Linked DNA regions of Homo sapiens: region 1 is linked to region 2. A link is a contact called in ENCODE Hi-C or POLR2A ChIA-PET data. All regions are on one chromosome and are shown on one strand. The core of a region is the stretch at or near the end of the contact, and the rest is flanking DNA. Distances in the headings are between cores, read along the strand shown.

The links. A loop is a pair of places that touch in the nucleus more often than their neighbours do. ChIA-PET counts read pairs that join two places held with the same protein, here RNA polymerase II (POLR2A). Pooled maps may share reads with other maps.
Region 1: a map of dorsolateral prefrontal cortex shows a loop between it and region 2 (5-fold over the local background). The contact joins two enhancer-like sites. A Hi-C loop is called at or near these places in 2 of 168 maps with a recorded cell type or tissue (HepG2 and dorsolateral prefrontal cortex), 2 of 37 single-sample maps with no recorded cell type and 7 of 50 pooled maps. POLR2A ChIA-PET finds 5 or more read pairs at or near these places in 11 of 52 experiments (A549, H1, HepG2 and 7 more).

Annotation. Positions count from the first base shown.
Region 1 is chr12:53,657,734-53,660,433 of GRCh38, reverse strand. No RefSeq gene overlaps it. Among named protein-coding and RNA genes, the nearest start is that of ATP5MC2, 17 kb to the left of the region's middle. Within about 2 kb of position 1,338, at least 24 of the 41 ENCODE cell types and tissues checked have a DNase peak (open chromatin) inside an H3K27ac peak, as active enhancers do; they include dorsolateral prefrontal cortex, where a contact is called at or near this core.
Region 2 is chr12:53,542,360-53,545,059 of GRCh38, reverse strand. ATF7-NPFF (ATF7-NPFF readthrough) reads left to right here. Exons shown (of 15, transcript NR_159377.1): 4 at 1,612-1,730. It overlaps ATF7 (activating transcription factor 7), which reads left to right. Exons shown (of 12, transcript NM_006856.3): 4 at 1,612-1,730. The region is part of intron 2 of LOC124902937 (a long non-coding RNA gene); the gene reads right to left. Among named protein-coding and RNA genes, the nearest start is that of ATF7-AS1, 30 kb to the right of the region's middle. Within about 2 kb of position 1,424, at least 13 of the 41 ENCODE cell types and tissues checked have a DNase peak (open chromatin) inside an H3K27ac peak, as active enhancers do; they include dorsolateral prefrontal cortex, where a contact is called at or near this core.

The DNA.
Region 1 (2,700 bases), core at 89-2,588, 120 kb before region 2:
CTGTCCCCAAGATAGATATTTTTAACCATAGTGGATTACAGCCTTCCAGGAACTGTGTGGCTGCTTTTACAGAAATGAACTCTGCATATCTTGCTGGGGGGTGGTTGGGGTGAGCCTGTATGTGTGTGTGTGTGCACGCGCGTGTGTGTCAGGATGGTATCTGAGCCTAAACAGACTTGTAACCCCTCTGTATCCCCATGGCTTTTCCACTCCCATCTCCCAACATCTGGAGTAGGGACTTCAAGTTTCCAAAACATAGCTGCAAAGGGTAACAAACAGCTAGCCCATAGCTCGCTTAGCAACAGGAGAATAGTCAGTAGGGATTTAAGATAGGGAGAAAATGTAGCTCAGGGAAAATGTGTGCAGTACAAAAGACCCATAAATTTTTCAGAAAGCAGCTTGGCCCTGTGAAGTTGACCAGATTGAAAGTCCCAGAATCCTGGGTTCCAGTCACTCATGAATGGCTTTTGGTTAATTCTTCCTGTGCTTCAATTCCTTCTCTTGTGTGAAATGGGTAACACCTTATCTGCCTCCCTGAGATGTCATGGAAATAAGCAAAATTAGGTCTTAAAACTACTTGGAAACCTAAATTGTGAAAATTATCTTTATCTCTGTTGTTTCTTAGTTACCAGTTTACCAGAAGTAACTTAACACTAGGATTCTCTGCCAGTACTAAAATTAGACTCTACCACTCTGGGCTTTCCTTTTCTCCCTCTTGCTTTTGTTTTCGGGGCGTGGAGGAGACATCTGTGCTGCTGGAGTTAATAATAAACTAAAGACTAAAGAATAACTTCTCCCACTAGAAAATACTATTTTCATCCTACCCACCTGATCAGGCTTTAAAAGAAGGAGCCCAAATCTGCCATGGATTTTGATTATTTGATTCACTTTTGGAAATGTGCCTGAGAAAGCCTAGGGAATGAGAGAGTGGAATAAATGGAATTGGAATGTAGAGAAACCAAGCTCCTGATGTTTCCAGCCTCCCTTTCCTGGCCAGATAGGCTTTCTGCCACTAAAATCAAGGTTCTCTGTCACATCACAAAAGGGCCTGAAGTTACTGTTAAGTATGCCCACATCTCTGGAGGTGGGAGGTTTGGGTATTGGACACTTTTCCTGCCCAGGGACATGGGAAAAACGAATAGGCAAGGAGAGAATCAATCTTTTCCAGCTGCAACCTAGAGAGAAAAGGAACAAATTCTTCACCAGGGAAGATTGTGTAAACAGTGCCTTTGGCTGGAGCCATAGGGTTGGGGAAGCAAAGAAAGGGATCTTTGTTCTCTCCTACCCCAGCCAGAGCACAATCGTAGAGCTGGGATTGTTTGCTTTGGCAAAAGACTCCCTGCCTGAAAGAGCTAGGCGTTCCAGAGACTGGTGAGGCCTCTGTTGGTTTTCCCTTACAGAGCTGAAGAGAGGACAACTCTCAGCCTAAATCTTTTACCTAAGGAAGTGAGCTGGGGACTCAGGAGGCCTGAGGCATCTGGGTTATACTTCTCGACCCTCTTTTGCCTCCTTCTCTTCCTACATCCACCTCATTACAGTTGTTAGTTTAATTGGCCTCAGTCCTCCTGCCTTTAAGGGTGCTTTTGGTTCTTGTACCAGTTTTCTATCAAAAAAAAAAAAAAACCATTTTCACAGACAGCAAGACAATGCCAGAGCTCCTGTCTAAGGAACCCAACAGGAAAAGGGGATTCTGAGATCATCTTATCCAGCCTGTGACTTTAGGTGGTATTGCACACGACCCTGACAATTGCAGTCAATCTTTTCAAAAATCTCCAGAGATGTATTTCTTTTCTTGGATAACATTAGTGTCTCACAAATGCAAGATAATATTTATGTAGTGCCGCTTATGCCAGGTGCTTTACAAATGCCATTTTATTTAATCCTCAAAGCCACCCTATGAGGTAGATATAATGACCCCTGCTTTACAGATTAGGACACTAGGGATTAGCAAGATGAAATAATTTGGCCAAGGTCACATAGATGATATACTAGTTTGCAAGGACTGCTATAACAAAATACCACAAACGGAGTGCCTTTGACAATAGAAAGTTGCCAGGCGCAGTTGGTCACCCCTGTAATCCCAGCACTTTGGGTGGCCGAGACAGGCAGATCACCTGAGGTCAGGAGTTTGAGACCAGCCTGACCAACATGGTGAAATCTCGTCTCTACTAAAAATACAAAATTAGTCGGGTGTGGTGGCACATGCCTGTAATCCCAGCTGCTCAGGAGGCTGAAGCAGGAGAATTGCTTGAACCCGGGGGATGGAGGTTGCAGTGAGCCAAGATCGTGCCATTGCACTCCATCCTGGACAAGAAAAGCGAAACTCCGTCTCAAAAAAAAATTTAAAAAAAAATAGAAAGTTACTAAAAGTAGCTGGTATGCTTGTGTGCACCTGTAATCCCAGCTACTCGAGAGACTGAGACAGAAAGATCTCCTGAGCCCAGTAGTTTTATGCTGCAGTAAGCGATGACTGTACCACTATACCCCAGCCTGGGTAGCAGAGTCAGATCTTGCCTCTGTAACTAACTAACTAACTAAATAAATAAATAAAACAATAGAAAGTTACTATCTCACAGTTCTGGAGGCTAGAAGTTCAAGATAAAGGTGTTGGTGGGGTTGGTTTCTTCTGAGGGCTGTGAGGAAAAATATGTTCCACGTTTCTCCCATAGCTTTCTAGTGGTTTGCTAGCAATCTTTAGCA
Region 2 (2,700 bases), core at 175-2,674:
TGTTCCACTTGAGTTATGATTTTGGGTATGCCCTTACTAAAGTACTCTCTAAGCATAAAGGATGATACTACTTCTACTCATCCAGGGATGGAGGGAAAGTGGCTTTATCGTTAGCCAACCAAAGCTGCCAGAGTACCTTTTAAAACTATTTTTGAGAAGTAGTGGTAACTTTTCCAAACACTCTGATTCAGAAGAGGTTTTGTTTAAATTTTTTTATAAAAATTGTGCTGTTTCCATGGAAAATCCCATTGGACTATTTTCAATTGATCAGGCTAGAAGGGGTGTTTTTGGGTTTTTTTGTTTGTTTTTTTGAGACAGAGTCTCACTCTGTCACCCAGGCTGGAGTGCAGTGGCAGTGATCTCGGCTTACTGCAACCTCCACCTCCTGGGTTCAAGAGATTCTCCTGCCTCAGCCTCCTGAGTAGCTGGGACTACAGGCACCTGCCACTATGCCCACCTAATTTTTGTATTTTTTTGTAGAGATGGAGTTTCACCATGTTGGCCAGGCTGGTCTCAAACTTCTGACCTCAAGTGATACACCCATCTCAGCCTCCCAACGTGCTGGGATTACAGGCATGAGCCACTGCGCCCAGCCAAGAAGGGGTGATCTTAACCCCAGGTCTCACTCCTTAAAATATCATTTAAACATTGTTCTGTATTTCTGTCATTCATTCTAGCGGTTTGGGGTATGAGATGAATCCCTGAAGTAGCATGCCAATGAAACCCATCGTAATAGAGTTAGGATCTGTGAACAAGATTCAGGTCTAAAAAAGCAGGATTGGGAGGGAGAATGTAAAATTCAAGTTGCTTAAAAAGTTCCCATGGGTTACCAAGAGCCTTTCTCTTCAGAAGGGCAGAGGCACTGTGTTGAGGAGAGACTCGTGCAGCCCCTGTGGGCATATTTTGGCTGGCAAATCTAAATCCGAATACCCTGGTTTCAGGAACTTGCTCTGGGCCTAGGTCTCTGTGAAATTAGGTCTATTGTTTACAGTTTCCTTTTCCAGCTCATGATCTTGCTGTCTTACTCCTCAGCCCCTAGATTTGCCTGGAATCCTTCAGAAGGTAACAGACCATTATTACCTCAGTGACCACTGAAAGACAAGGCACTATTTCTTACTCGGTAGCTTTAGTCAGCAAACTCAACCATCTGATCCTCAGTTTCTTCTCATCAGATTTTAACATCCATCTGCTTTTTCTGCTCACTTCAGACCTAGCAGGGAGTAAATTTACGAAAGAAAATATTGCTTAACTATACTTGGTTTTCAAATCTAGAGGTTTCACAAAACTGTGTCACCTGTGTGGGTGGTTTGGTTTGGTTGGAGGTAAACGAGGTAAAACTAGCACTGAGAGAAAAGTGGGTACGTGGATAGTCACACAACAAAATACTGTTCGGTCTTCCCCCTGCTGGCTTTGAGGCAACACAACACAGACACCCTCTGGTGGCCTACACCAGCCTTCGCCTACTAGAGCTCCATTAAAGCAAATTTGCCCTAACACAAAGACTCTCTCTCCAAATCAAAAAGTACAAATGCATTCTCTATATACTATTTAATATCAAGTTTTAATTTCAGATCAAAACTAAAACAGTTTCCTTTTCTTTCATGTCTACAGATCAAACGCCTACTCCAACTAGATTCCTGAAGAACTGTGAGGAGGTGGGACTCTTCAATGAACTAGCTAGCTCCTTTGAACATGAATTCAAGAAAGCTGCAGATGAGGATGAGAAAAAGGCAAGAAGCAGGACTGTTGCCAAAAAACTGGTGGTATTCAGACCTAGGCTATTTTTATTGTGCTTTGGGATAATTTTCTTAATTGGTTAAAACACAAAATCATGGGCTTAGTAGAGTAAAACCAGTAAAACCAGATAGTAGTCACTAATCCCAGTCAGCCATTCAGGTCTTTAGGAGTTCCAGATGATGGATCAGCACAAGTCTGTCGTCACCGAAAATTAGTCCTCTTGTTCTTCCAGGGGAGTATTAGTTTAATAATCGGTTTTTTAAAAAATATTTATATTATAAATATGTTGAAGATGTTAAAAGGTGATAAATTACTCAGATTTTGTTGGATAACATATTTGTTGCCAAATTCCACTCTTTTCTGAGCTGATCAGACTTCTCAGCTACACTGTTTTTTTGAATCAGCAAGTCAATAAACATTTATCAAATTTCCACTCTTCTTTGTTTCAATATATGTGGTTTTTGCCTTTAAGTAGCTTTCTACTATTATTCAAAGCATTAAAGATAAAGAAGGATGTTCCTACTGTCTTTCAAAGGAGATCAACCAGGACGGTGAAAGAACTATAAACTATGTCACTTCGGGAACTTTTAAAGAAATCAAGTGGCCAAGCACATTGGCTCATGCTTGTAATCCCAGCACTTTGGGAGGCCAAGGTGGGAGGATTACAGGAGTTCAAGACCAGCCTTGGCAATAGCAGGACCTCCATGTTTACAAAAACAGTTTTAAAGATTGATCAGGCATGGTGGTGCATGCCTGTAGTCCTAGCTACTCGGGAGGCTGAAGCAGGAAGATTGCTTGAACCCAGGAGTTCAAGGCTGCAGTGAGCTATGATTGCACCACTGTGCTCCAGCCTGGGTGACAGAGTGAGACCCTATCTCTCTCTTTTTTTTTTTTTGAGACAAGAGTCTTGCTCTGTTGCCCAGGCTGGAGTGCAGTGGCACGATCTCAGCTCACTGCAAGCTC